Regions from separate parts of the Homo sapiens genome. Here region 1 is linked to region 2. The links are chromatin loops, found by intact Hi-C in ENCODE. Cell type or tissue: GM12878. All regions are shown on one strand. Links, peaks and the distances in the headings refer to the core of each region. The heading gives the core; the rest is flanking DNA.

Region 1 (6,769 bases), core at 1-4,000, 180 kb after region 2:
GTAAGTTTACTACCACTTTCCAAATTACATTAGTTTGAATTTCCGTGTGTAAATTGTTTTAGTTTGGTGTGGGTGTGTGTGTTTGTGTTTACACATATACACTTTTATATTTATTTACTTATTTGAAATACATTTTCAGTTATCTTTGGGTAGTCTTGAACCTTACTGTGAATGGCAATGTTAGGAACAAGCCTGTCTAGAAAAACTATGTTTAACATTAGGATTATTAAAATGTTTCTGTTTCAAACATTTTAATGAAAGCCTTTGTAATTTGTGCATATTTAATTTCCTATGTGACTAGAAATCAGTGAATATTCACTTCCTAATGAATAATCATCTTTGAAATGAATATTTTACTGGCCTAGAGATGCAGGTAGTATCTGGATCCTTGATCTTGCTTTCTCGAAACAGTCCCCAGTAGCAGCTTGCCTAATATTGCCAATTCTTTCCTCTTGTAGAAGCAGAATACAGAATATATGGTTATATTCCTTCCCAGGTAGGAAGAGATGGCTGCCTTTCTAGGAAATGATTTTATTCAAAGGCAGAATATGAATATGACTTTAAAAATAAATATCTTACTGCTGCATTTAACCTGATTGGCTTCATTGCCTCTATCAAAATTCTTTGGTTATCTAGCCATTTTTAAAGTTCATAAAAAATTGCTTTAGGAGTTGGTTTATAATGAGTTTATGGGTAAGTTGTGGAATACATCACTATTTTGTGAACTTCAATCTGTACCTGGAAAAAATCATATTACATTTTTGCATTAAGAAATAAATGAGACTTGGAATTTTTTCAGTTCATTGTTTTCTGTTAGATTCATTATCTTTGGGAATTTTGGTCAGTGTATATTTATATTTATAATATACATTGAGTATTATTTAGCCATAGCTAATGTGAGCCCTATTAAATTATATTTTAATATGCAGAATTTAGCATAGCTTAAGAAATATATTTTTGAAAATAATGTTTAAGTTGAAATCAAACATTGAAGACACATTTTCAGATTCACAAGTAGATTTCATAGGAACTGAAAATGTAATCAAATTGTACTTGTATCTGGACTTTTAAAAATTCATATGATATACATATCATAAACCTCATTTATTTATATTACCATATTTATATTTCAATTGAATGTGTGGAAGCAATCCAGAGTGGTTTCCTATGAGCACAAACAACTTAAATGTTTTTTTGTATCCATCTAACATTGTCTTAGAAAGCAAGGATCATTTGTTTTTATGTAGTACACAGGGAGAATGCCAATGCTACTGATTAAATACATTGTTTAAATGCTAATTGTACTGTTCTCTGTAACTTTCAACATCTGATAAACTATGTTCCTCCTAAAAAATGTCATGAGGTTTTCACTAATCCCCCTTTAAAATGATAAAAGAACTATGAAAACATAGAGTGCTTACTTTGTGCCATTATGTTTAATTGCCAGGTTTAATTTGGCTGAATCTTATAAGTTAGTTGCTCTGTCTGGCTTACCAATTAATTCCAAGTTCCCATTACAGTGGAGGAAGATGTTGGGCTGATCATGATCCCAGTGGTGAGGCTACATGGAACTTATGGCTATGTGACAGCTGATTTCATCTCTCAGAGCTCCTCTGCCAGTCCCGGAGGTGTTGATTACATTTTGCATGGCAGTACAGTCACCTTTCAGCATGGGCAAAACTTAAGTTTTATAAATATCTCCATCATTGATGACAATGAAAGGTTGGTATATAGAAAATAATGTGGGCACATATAAGACATAAGTATTGTGTTCAAACTCTTACATATGTTTTGCACTGACAATAGAACTTTAGATAATATGTGTCCATTGGAAAACAACAGGTGAAATACTTTTGGGGTACTAGGGGTAGGGAAAGAGGGGCTAGGAGACGATGTGGTTGCATATGTCACTTCATTTCAAATAAAGGAAATAATATTTTCTGTTTCTCTAGACTTAAATAATCTAATCAGAATGTGGAAACATTCTTTAATTCACTTTCTTTATGCATTAAGCAATTAAAAAGAGGGCAAGAAAGTCCCTACAACTGCCCTAGGTCATGTAATATTGATGTTAATCATTCATTCTTTTAGCTAAGCACCCACTTCTTACCACTTGATGTGTGACTACTGTGCCTTGAATATGTATGACCAATTTGGAAAATGACTGGTTATTGGGATTTTACAAGCACTTTAATATGTTTAGACTCACAGAATTGCTCCTTCTTGCCATGCAGTGAATTTGAGGAGCCCATTGAAATTCTACTCACTGGAGCTACTGGAGGAGCGGTCCTTGGGCGCCACCTAGTGAGCAGAATCATAATAGCTAAGAGTGACTCTCCCTTTGGAGTTATAAGGTTTCTCAATCAAAGCAAAATTTCTATTGCTAATCCCAATTCCACAATGATTTTATCACTGGTGCTGGAGCGGACTGGAGGACTCTTGGGAGAGATTCAGGTAGATTTATGTTCCCCATGACTTTAAATATAATTTTTGATAGACTGAGTATGGTAGTGTGTTTTCTCATTGCCCAAGTATATTTCTTTATTCACAGCCAATCAATATTTATTAATTATCTTGTATGTGTACAGCAGCTTTTGAGCCAGATTAAGTACATAAAAATGTATAAGGCATACATCTGTCCTCAGGGAACCTTGAGGGCTTGTTAGAAATGAAGTGAATGATTCTGATAAAATTCATTAATTCAACAAGTATTTGTTGAGTGCTTTCTGTGTGTCACACACTGTTCTAGGTACTGAGAATATACTGAGGAACTAGATAGACCTCATCTCCGTTCTTACAGAGTTTTCATTTTATTAAGCAGAGCTGAGCAATAAACAACTAAAAATAAATTGATCTGATAACAGTAAGGGCTCTGCTTGTAAAATTGGGAGACACAATTGCGAGTGCTGTTGGTGAGGATGTGATATTTCAGCTGAAAGATGCATTAGGAGAAAGAGGTTAGAAGGGTGAGCATTTGGGCAGAAGGAACAATAGCTTCTGCAGAGGCATAAGCTGGCATGTTTCAGGCATGGAGGGGTTCATGTGGTCGGGGCCTGGAGTTAAGGGGATAACAGCACAGGATAGACCAGAGGGCCCAATAGATGTTCGATCACATGGAACCTCCTAAGCCAGGTTAAAGATGTCCATTGCTCAATGAAATAAAAGAGGACACAAACAAATGGAAGAACATTCCATGCTCATGGATAGGAAGAATCAATATAGTGAAAATGGCCATACTGCCTAAGGTAATTTATAAATTAAATGCCATCCCCATCAAGCTACCAATGACTTTCTTCAAGGAATTGGAAAAAACTACTTTAAACTTCATATGGAACCAAAAAAGAGCCCACATTGTCAAGACAATCCTAAGCAAAAATAACAAAGCTGGAGGCATCATGCTACCTGACTTCAAACTGTACTACAAGGCTACAGTAACCAAAACAGCGTGGTACTGGTACCAAAACAGATATATAGACCAATGGAACAGAACAGAGGCCTCAAAAATAACACCACACATCTACAACAAACCTGACAAAAACAAGCAATGGGGAAAGGATTCCCTATTTAATAAATGGTGTTGGGAAAACTGGCTAGCCATATGTAGAAAGCCGAAACTGGATCCCTTCCTTACACCTTAGACAAAAATTAATTCAAGATGGATTAAAGACTTAAATGTTAGACCTAAAACCATAAAAACCCTAGGAGAAAACCTAGGCAATACCATTCAGGACATAGGCGTGGGCAAGGACTTCATGTCTAAAACACCAAAAGCAATGGCAACAAAAGCCAAAATTGACAAATGGGATCTAATTAAACTAAAGAGCTTCTGCAAGGCAAAACAGACTACCATCAGAGTGAACAGGCAACCTACAGAATGGGAGAAAATTTTTGCAATCTATCCATCTGACAAAGGGCTAATATCCAGAATCTACAAAGAACTCAAACAAATTTACAAGAGAAAAACAACCCCATCAAAAAGTGGTCAAAGGATATGAGCAGACATTTCTCAAAAGAAGACATTTATGCAGCCAACAGACACCTGAAAAAATGCCGTCATCCCTGGTCATCAGAGAAATGCAAATCAAAACCACAATGAGATACCATCTCACTCCAGTTAGAATGGCGATCATTAAAAAGTCAGGAAACAACAGATGCTGGAGAGGATGTGGAGAAATAGGAACGCTTTTACACTGCTGGTAGGAGTGTAAATGAGTTCAACCATTATGGAAGACAGTGTGGCGATTCCTCAAGGATCTAGAACTAGAAATACCATTTGACCCAGCCATCCCATTACTGGGTATATACCCAAAGGATTATAAATCATGCTGCTATAAAGACACATGCACACGTATTTTTATTGCGGCACTGTTGACAGTAGCAAAAACTTGGAACCAACCCAAATGTCCATCAATGATAGACTGGATTAGGAAAATGTGGCACATATACACCATGGAATACTATGCAGCCATAAAAAGGATGAGTTCATGTCCTTTGCAGGGACATGGATGAAGCTGGAAACCATCATTCTCAGCAAACTAACACAAGGATGGAAAACCAAGCACTGCATTTTCTCACTTATAGGTGGGAATTGAACAATGAAAACACTTGGACACAGGGCAGGGAACATCATACACTGGGGCCTATTGGGGGGTGGGGGGCTAGGGGAGAGATAACATTAGGAGAAATACCTAATGTAAATGACGAGTTGATGGGTGCAGCAAACCAACATAGTACATGTATACCTATGTGTCAAACCTGCACGTTGTGCACATGTACCCTTGAACTTAAAGTATAATAATAAATAAAAGATTTCATTCTAAGTGCAAATAGGATGCCATTAGAAAATCGTAAGCCAGAGAACAATGTCACCAGATTGTCTTTTAAAGCAGCTCATTTAAGTCTAGTGCAAGGAAAATGGATTCAAGAAGCTGGTGGGGCAGCATAGGAGCAGGAAGGATGGCTAGGAGGCTGTTTATTTCCCTCTACTCTCCATGTCAAAGCTGATGGTGGCTCAGACAAGGTGGTGGAAATAAAGATGGCGAGAAGTGGGTATACATTGATATTTGGAAGAAAAATTCATTGGGCTAGAAGTAGAGGCTGAGGGAAAGACAGGAATCAAGGATAACTCCTTGAATTTAAGTTTGAGCAGCTGGATAATTTGTAGGGTTGTTTACTAAGATGCAGAAGCTCAAGGAGAAATTAAGAGTTCTGTTTTGGGCGTGTTCTTCTGAGATACTACTGACATCCCAGGGGAGGGTGGTCACATAGGCAGGGCAGCATGCGACTGTGTGTTGTGGGGTGGTCAGGGCTGCAGATGCAGGTCTGGAAGATGTTGACACATGGGGAGGTGTTTGAACACGTGGGGCCTAAGGGGCATATCTGGAAACAGGAAGGATATGGTGCTGAGTCCTGAGCTTCCACCATTTAGAGATCAGAGGAAGGAGAACCAGCAGAGAAGCTTGAGAAGTAAAGGAGGAGGAAAACTAGGAAAGCAGGTGGCACATGAGTATCACATAAGCCAAGACGACAGGACATGGTGTTTCAAGAAGGAAATAGTCAGCTGGAGGGCTGCTGATGAAAGATTAAGAAGCAAAAACAAGTGCCCAATGTTCTTTCTTTGTAGATTGTGTGAGAGGCATACCATTTCAAATCATAGAAATGTAGAAAACTTTGTTTCTTATAACAATGTATGAAGATTTCCGTGTCTTTTACACTAGGAATATAAGTAGATTTAGCATTTTTGCATGGTCTACAGCAGAGTTTTTCCATGGTTTTGTTGTCTTATTTATATAGGTTTTGATTGGCACAGCCTGTGCACACAGCAGGACAGTATTGTACTTATATATTTTTAAAATGTTTATATTTCTCTAATACGTATTTTAATATAGATTTTTATATGTTTTTATCCTATGTGATGACAAATTATTCATGAATACTATAGGTATGTAGTTTATAGTTGCAAATATCTTTTTGTCTTTCTTTCTTTCTTTTTTTTTTTTTTTTTTGAGATGGAGTTTCGCTCTTTGTTGCCTAGGCTGGAGTGCAGTGGCGTGATCTTGGCTCACTGCAACCTCCGCCTCCCAGGTTCAAGCAATTCTCCTGTTTCAGCTCCGAGTAGCTGGAATTACAGGCGCCTGCCACCACGCCCGGCTAATTTTTGTAATTTTAGTAGAGACGGGGTTTCACCATGTTGGCCAGGTTGGTCTCAAACTCCTGATCTCAGGTGATCTGCCCGCCTCGGCCTCCCAAAGTGTTGGGATCACAGGCGTGAGCCACCACACCCAGCTGCAAATATCATTATTTTTAACAAAAAAAAACAAGTTTATGAAACAGGAATTTGATGGAATTATCCTAGAATAATTTTCCTATATGTGTATATATTTTCTTAATACTAGATACCCTGAAATAGTTTTTTGCTTAAAATTGATCTCTATTAAAGAAATACCAAAACCAAAAACATCCCGCAGGTGAACTGGGAGACAGTAGGACCCAACTCTCAAGAAGCCTTACTGCCACAGAATAGAGACATTGCAGACCCAGTGAGCGGGTTGTTCTATTTTGGAGAAGGAGAAGGAGGAGTGAGAACCATAATTCTGACAATCTATCCTCATGAAGAAATTGAAGTTGAAGAGACATTCATTATTAAACTTCATCTTGTGAAAGGAGAAGCTAAATTAGACTCCAGAGCTAAAGATGTTACATTAACCGTATGTATGGCTTTATTTTTCTCACAAAATGTGGATTTCATGGATTTATCAGAAAATACATT
Region 2 (7,302 bases), core at 2,209-6,208:
ATACTTTAAGTTCTAGGGTACATGTGCACAACGTGTAGGTTTGTTACCTAGGTATACATATGCCATGTTGGTTTGCTGCACCCATTAACTCGTCATTTACATTAGGTATTTCTCCTAATGCTATCCCTCCCCCTTCCCCCCACCTCACAACAGGCCTTGGGGTGTGATATTCCCCACCCTGTGTCCAGTTGTTCTCATTGTTCAGTTCCTACCTATGAGTGAGAACATGCAGTGTTTGGTTTTCTGTCCTTGTGATAGTTTGCTGGGAATGATGGTTTCCAGCTTCATCCGTGTCCCTGCAAAGGACATGAACTCATCATTTTTTATGGCTGCATACTATTCCATGGTGTATATGTGCCACATTGTCTTAATCCAGTCTATCATTGATGGACATTTGGGTTGGTTCCAAGTTTTTGCTATTGTGAATAGTGCAGCAATAAACGTACATGTGCATGTGTCTTTATAGTGGCACGATTTATAATCCTTTGGGTATATACCCAGTAATGGGATGGCTGGGTCAAATGGTAGTTCTAGTTCTAGATCCTTGAGGAATTGCCACATATTTAGCCAGAATAATAAAATGTTTATTTTTCTTCATATCATTGGTAAATTCACACAATTCCATTTTGTGTCAAAAGTAATAAATGAAAGTGAGAACCAGAAAACAGCACATTGTGAACAAAATTAAATAAAGACCTACTTCTTTTTAAAAACAAAAATTAAAAAAAAGATGCATTAAAAAAACATTCAAAATATCCTTTCACTTAGAAGCAAGGGAAAACCCGGCCGAGCGCAGTGGCTCACGCCTGTAATTCCAGCACTTTGGGAGGCCGAGGCGGGTGGATCACCCGAGGTCGGGAGTTCAAGACCAGCCTGACCAACATGGAGTAATTTCGTCTCTACTAAAAAATACAATAATTAGCCGGGCGTGGTGGTGCATGCCTGTAATCCCAGCTACTCAGGAATCTGAGGCAGGAGAATCACTTGAACCTGGCGGTGGAGGTTGCAGTGAGCCAAGATCACGCCGTTGCACTCCAGCCTGGGCAACAAGAGTGAAACTCCATCTCAAAAAAAAAAAAGCAGCAAGGGAAAACGAATTCTTGTAAATAAGCCTTGTGTTAAATAGGAACTCATATCTGTGGCAATAGGCTTTTTAGAATTTCATAATATAACAGACTTTTTAGAATATCATACCACTAGGAACTCCACTTACCAAACCTGAGATGCAGCCAAAACTATACATGAAGCAAAACCGTATCTTTTAAATAATAAAAAGTAACTTGGTTTTCAATTTATGAATCTTAAAAGAATACCGTACTAAACCAATCAGGATAGAGAATTGATAAAGATTAAAAATGAAATTGATGAATTAGAAAACAGAAAAACATTGGACTTAATCCCAGATCAAAATAACCAAATAAAGTCAGTAGTCTTATAACTTCATTTTACAGAAGAGGAAGTAGACTCAGACGTTAACAATAGACTCAAACATTAACAGCCTGCTCATAGTTGCCCTGCTGGTAAGTATCAGAGTACTCTAAGGGCATAGATGCTAGGCTCTGCTGCATTTTTTTCAGTGTGAAGATTGGAATTATCCAACTGGCCAATTAGTCTAAATTCTGGGTAACAGTTTATAGCTTTAATGGCTAGAAAGTGGTTTGCAAGTGATACTGCTGGAGGCTATAATTGCTTGAGGAAGCCAAGGAAATATAGTAAAAACCAGCAGTCATTTGGGGATTGCTGGAGGCTTGGACAATAAGGGTATACAGGCATCACTACAGCCTGGAACATTATGATCAAGAGCCTTATTAACAGAAGAAATAATGAACGTAGACACATGATTTCAGAGAATATTTGAAGAGGAAAATCTGAAATTGTTAATTAGCCTTTTGGCAACACATCTCCATAAATGTATGCTGTAATGATCCTGTATTCCATTAATTCTTTTAGACTCCCGTATGTGTATCCTATTCATCATCCAATTAGATTCCATTCCCAAATTCTGCAGATTTACAATACAACATCCTGACAATGTTTCGATGCCTGGTACAGTTTTTAATATGTCGGTAGATAGATGGAAGGAAGTAAGTTTGTTTGATTTAACGGAAAACAGTAAGAAATTTTCGAAAGGGGAGAGGGGTGCTATACATAATGACTTCCTTCCAAAGTAGTTGGTATGGAAAAGAGGGCAAGAGTAACTTTGCAGTGGAGCACCCTGACAAATACCACCTCGGCCAGGTAACCAAGCTCGACACCAATAGTGATAAGTCATGTTGATAGTATGTACCTTTTGTATAAGTGATGAGAAAGTCTTTTTGCCTTTTTGGTCTTCCCCAAAACCCATAACCCCAGTCTAATCATGAGAAAGTTATCAGACAAATCCCAGCTGAGGGACATGCTACAGAATACCTGACCACATTCCTCAAAAGCGCCAAAGTCATCAAAAATAAGAAAACTCTGAGGAAATGTCACAGCCAAAAGGAGCCCAAGGAAACATGACAACCCAATGTAATGTGGTGTCCTGGATGTGATCCTGGAACAGAAAAAGAAAATTAGCTAAAAACGAAGAAAACTGGAATAAAGTGTTGACTTTAATTAGTCAAATTGTATTATGCTTTGTATTTCTGTTGTGTTTTAGAAATGATTAATAGACATGGTGGTGGCTCAGCAGAAGCTGGGTGGTTAAAAGATTTGTGGTGTTTAAGCCTGAAGAAAGACTGGGCACATGCAAAGTGGTGTGGCAGTGGTTTCCATTTCAAAACACTTTCAGGGCCTCTTGATCTAACTTTTGGTTTCTATCATTTCTTTTTCCTTTTTATTTTCTAAACCTGGAGGAACCACAAATTATTACAGATGAAATACAAACTTTTTTTTCTAACCATGAAAAGTACTGTTCTCCTTCTCTGAGATCATACATGTAGCTGGGAGGGTAGGCATCTGCCAAGTTCCCAGACCTCTACCTGTGCTTCCCATGCCAGTTGCAGTGTGTAGAGGTGGCGGATACTGTGGTTCAAATTTTGGGGGTCATCCAGAACATCAGAAGCCCCAACATTTTGTTCTTTCACATACAGTGTTGTAATTCATTTCTCTTCTGACCTTGAAGTCCATGATGAGTTTTCATTGTTCTTTTAAACTTTCCTAAGTTCTCAATGTTTCCATCTACTTCAAACATTCCTTCACTCTAATGTTGCTACTGTGGAGGGTAGGCAGGAGCTTGTGGATGTATGGGTGGTGCTCATATAAGACAGTCCAGGATGCCCAATGCTGTTTCCTTTGGTCTCTTGACCATGTGGAGATTGAAGGTCTACAGCCTAGAAACTGGCACTTCATGGTGCACAGAGATGGATTCCCTCCCCTGGGCCTCATGACTACCTCAGTGCTGTAGCTTTTCATTTTGCTTCCCTTTAGCAATTGAGGAAACTCAAGGCCATGTGAAGGGAAGTGACTTGTCTAAACTTCTACAGCTGGGAAGATGGCAGAGACTAGATTGGAGCCCAAAGCTGAGTGGAATCAATGCTTGCCTCCTGCTTTGGAGGTGACTTGGGGCCCAACACCCCAGGAGGCACTTGCAGTGTCCAGCTAAAGGTTTCATGGCATCTGTGTTAGGATGCCCATGGAGGTACTGCCAGGAATTCTTCCCATTGTCCTATGAAATCAAAGTCCTGGGACACTGCATGGAGGCATTCCACAAGGTGGTGAGCGTGCATGTGTGTGTACGTGCCTGCACACACGTGTGTGCAGGCACGTACACACACATGCACGCTCACCACCTTGTGAACTGGTTTTCCGCCTCTGAATGACATGGAGATAAGAAATTTCTTACTTTCCTCTTTGACCCTAGTCTGAGGAGACATTAGGAGGGTATAGGAGAGCAAATTCTCTGTCTAACTGGCAGCTACTGCTTAGCTCCAGGCAAGGGATGCCATGGAGAAATGTGGACCCAGATTTGCCAATTCTGGTAATTTTTCAAAATAATCTAGACATCCATTTTTTTAAAATGTGAAATCTACAAATTTTAAATCTTGGCAAAAATGATCTTTTAGTATTGTTTTGTAATCACAGTTTGGACTAAAAAACACATATCTCTAGGCATCTGGGTTTGTAACATTAAATTCCCTCTTTTGCTTTCTTTCTTACTGGCAGTGAGTGCAAATAATTCATTTAGAAAGCATAAGCACCTAGATTCTTCAATAAAAACAGACTGTCTTCAATGAAGAGAAAGAAACTCACAGAAAGTATCCAAAGAAACAATTTTTAAAAATTAGATAATACTACTGAATTTCAGGAGAAAAAAAAAATTTTGTTTGACTAGAGCTAATTAAAGTTGTTTTCAGTGAGATCTTAATTTCAAGAAAACTGCTTTTCATGACTTTTTAAGATCTATGTAGGATTACAAAATTACGTTTGTTTGAGAAGAGTTACAGGGGTCAAAAATCTATCCTTAGATCCTTAAGACCGCTTCATAATATGTGAAATTGTTGCTGTTGATTTTTTTTTTAGACAGACGGGTGCCATCTAATGGTGGTTTAAGAAATCTTAGTTAAACATGTGATCCTTATTTTTTAAAGGACCTAAAAGACAAGAGTTATCTTACTACTTGACAGAGACACTGTCACATACTCAGATTTATAACCTATATGAGCAAACTTTGACTTATTTTATTGCTTCTAAATTGGCCTCAAAGGATTTAGATTAGTGAGATTTTCATTTTGTGCTTTGCAAATGTGGGAGAGAGAAAGCACAATTGAAACCCATAATCTTCTAGAGCTCCACAGAGCTCTGGAATTAAAGCTTCTCTACACTGTTCTTCCTGTTTCCATGGTGGGCATATGTAGTCCAAATATAAACAGCTCGAATGGCTTTTGTGATCTGTTTTTTGATGACTCATGCAAACGGGAGTACATGAGCTCATGGAAAATGTCAAGCTTAAATATTCTAGAAAGAAGATAGAAATCAGAAGTTCAGTTACATGAGTTAAAAGACTTTATGTAACCCCAACACTCTGGGAGGCCGAGGCAGGCGGATCATGAGGTCAAGAGATTGAGACCATCCTGGCCAACATGGTGAAACCTCGTCTCTAATAAAAATAGAAAAATTAGCTGGGCGTGGTGGCACGTGCCTGTAGTCCCAGCTACTCAGGAGGCTGAGGCAGGAGAATCGCTTGAACCCGGGAGGTGGAGGTTGCAGTGAGCCAAGATCGCGCCACTGCACTCCAGCCTGGTGATAGAGCGAGACTACGTCTTAAAAAAAAAAAAAAAAGATAAAAAAATAGAAAAAACTTTGTGTATTAGATCAGATATTTACTTGCCCTGTTTCTGTTATGTAAAATGTTACTTTTCCTGGAAGTATTTGTCTGTACTGCATTATTGTTCATGGAAATGGCCATTGTAGAATCAGTCTTAGTATGTACCATGGCAATTTGTGATATCATGGTTACTTTTCTGGAAAAAATTATTGTGTGTAGGTACATTTTTTGAAAGTTTACAAGCGTAACTCTCACACAAATATAAAATGAACATGTCAAGATTTTATTCAACCCATTAGTTAGTGAGGAAACTAATAGAGTGTTAATACTGGTGCAAAAAGCATTTTTGGAACAAAATATTTACAAGAAAATTAATAAAGAAATGATAAGGTAAGGTTTCTGGGTGAGATGTAAAACTGGTTAACATCCTACCGGGAAATAAAGCTGTAACTTATGGATTATATGTTTCACTGTACAAAAATTACTTGCACTTTTCAGCCAAGTAAAAGGATGATGAAAAAAAAAGAAAAAGAAAGTACTTGCACTTTTATAGGACAAATTTTTCCCAATTTACATGTGACTTCACTAAGTCTGAGATCTTTTATCAATGGTAAACAATTGTTGATTTAACTAAGTGTGTTTTATTGAGTGGTCTGTGCCTTGTATGATCATTAAAAGCATAGTCCACACACTACTTTTTGGCTTGTATTCAAGCTTGGGATACCTTTTTCTTAAAAAATAATCAGACGTTAGCCTCATGTCTGTGCCTATGCCATTGTCAGAGTAAAATAACTGTGTTTGTCTGAATCTGACAAAACTAAATAAGGCAAGGGAGGATGAAGAGAGTCTCTTGCTTTCTTTTTCTATACCATGCTTTTCCTACCTTCTCATTACTCTAAGATGGTGGGTTAATCTATTTCTTTACTTGTTTTTTCATTAAATAAGCATGTCTTGAGGGTCATTGTATACCAGGGACTGTACTAGGTGGTGGACAGGTAAAGCTATTCAAGATGGGCAAGCTCAATGTCCTGCAGGTGTTTTTGTTCTAAGGAGAGAAACACAATAAATGCAAATAGCGACAACTACAAAGAAGGAAACAAAAGGGCATTGTTTAAAAGAGGAATATTAGGCTTCCAGGTAGACATTCGTGTTGGGAATTTATTTATTGTCTCAGCTACACACCATAATTATTGTAGAACTCATCAATAAAATGGCAGTTTCCATTGACTTTCACTACACCTATCCATTCATTCTCCAGGGAAGGGTAGACACAATTATGGTAACTTGCACTTTCCTAGACCACATGTTGTGAAACGTACATCAATCAAAAGTGGTTGCCCTCTACACCTAGGGGGCAGTAGATATCCTGGTATTCCCCTTTATATCATCCTGGGATTTCCTTTGATGCTTTGCTGTGTTTGACTCTTGATTGCTGATCCTATATTTTCTTCTTTCTTAGTTTACTTGGTTTATTCCCTTGTTTAGATGGAGAACTCCCTCCAGTAACATCTTGAGAAAGGGTATGTAGAGACAAAAGTTTTAGGTCTTTTATATTAGGAATTATCATGATATTATCCTTCCACTTAACTAATAGTTTCATTGGGTATAGAATTTTAACTATTACCTTCAGATAGTTACCTTTAATATAGCACTTTACAGAAAAGGGTTTTCAAACAATTAGAGAAACCTGCAAGGACAAAAGGAAGGCGAGAGGAAACAGTTGCAACTCAGTTTTGGAGCCAGAAGGCAAATGGATGAGTAGTGATTCTCTTAGCAGATCCAAGAAAGCTTAGCAGTAAGCTAGGAGGCTGAGAAATAGCCAAATTTATACAGAATAGCCACTAAAGGCACAGGAAATAATAGTATCAGGTACCTTTAAAACTTTGGTGGTGAGTGAGCAACTAGGTGGGGAGAAAACTGCTGCAGGAGATCCTTAAAATCATCATCCCTTCCATCCTGTGCTGCTGCTGACCCCCTGCTTACCCCTCCAAATCTGGTGTTCATTCTCCAGGAAAGGTAAAACAGGATCTCTTGAATGATGATGTGAGCCGTGTTTG

The links. Peaks named below come from ENCODE experiments on the same cell type or tissue, not always from the same donor. Only the 100,000 strongest peaks of a DNase experiment are listed, where the experiment ranks them.
Region 1: it touches region 2 in a loop (8-fold over the local background); 14 of 110 quality-filtered maps call a loop at or near these places.

Annotation. Positions count from the first base shown.
Region 1 is chr5:90,781,604-90,788,372 of GRCh38, forward strand. ADGRV1 (adhesion G protein-coupled receptor V1) reads left to right here. Exons shown (of 90, transcript NM_032119.4): 66 at 1,521-1,722; 67 at 2,235-2,454; 68 at 6,468-6,707. Among named protein-coding and RNA genes, the nearest start is that of ADGRV1, 230 kb to the left of the region's middle. In GM12878, for the core only: a CTCF peak has its summit at 2,299 (motif pointing left); a DNase peak (open chromatin) is centred at 2,238.
Region 2 is chr5:90,600,171-90,607,472 of GRCh38, forward strand. All of the region lies in intron 1 of ADGRV1 (adhesion G protein-coupled receptor V1), which reads left to right. Among named protein-coding and RNA genes, the nearest start is that of ADGRV1, 45 kb to the left of the region's middle. RefSeq lists a silencer at 4,967-5,165. In GM12878, for the core only: a CTCF peak has its summit at 4,521 (motif pointing left); DNase peaks (open chromatin) are centred at 2,758 and 4,527.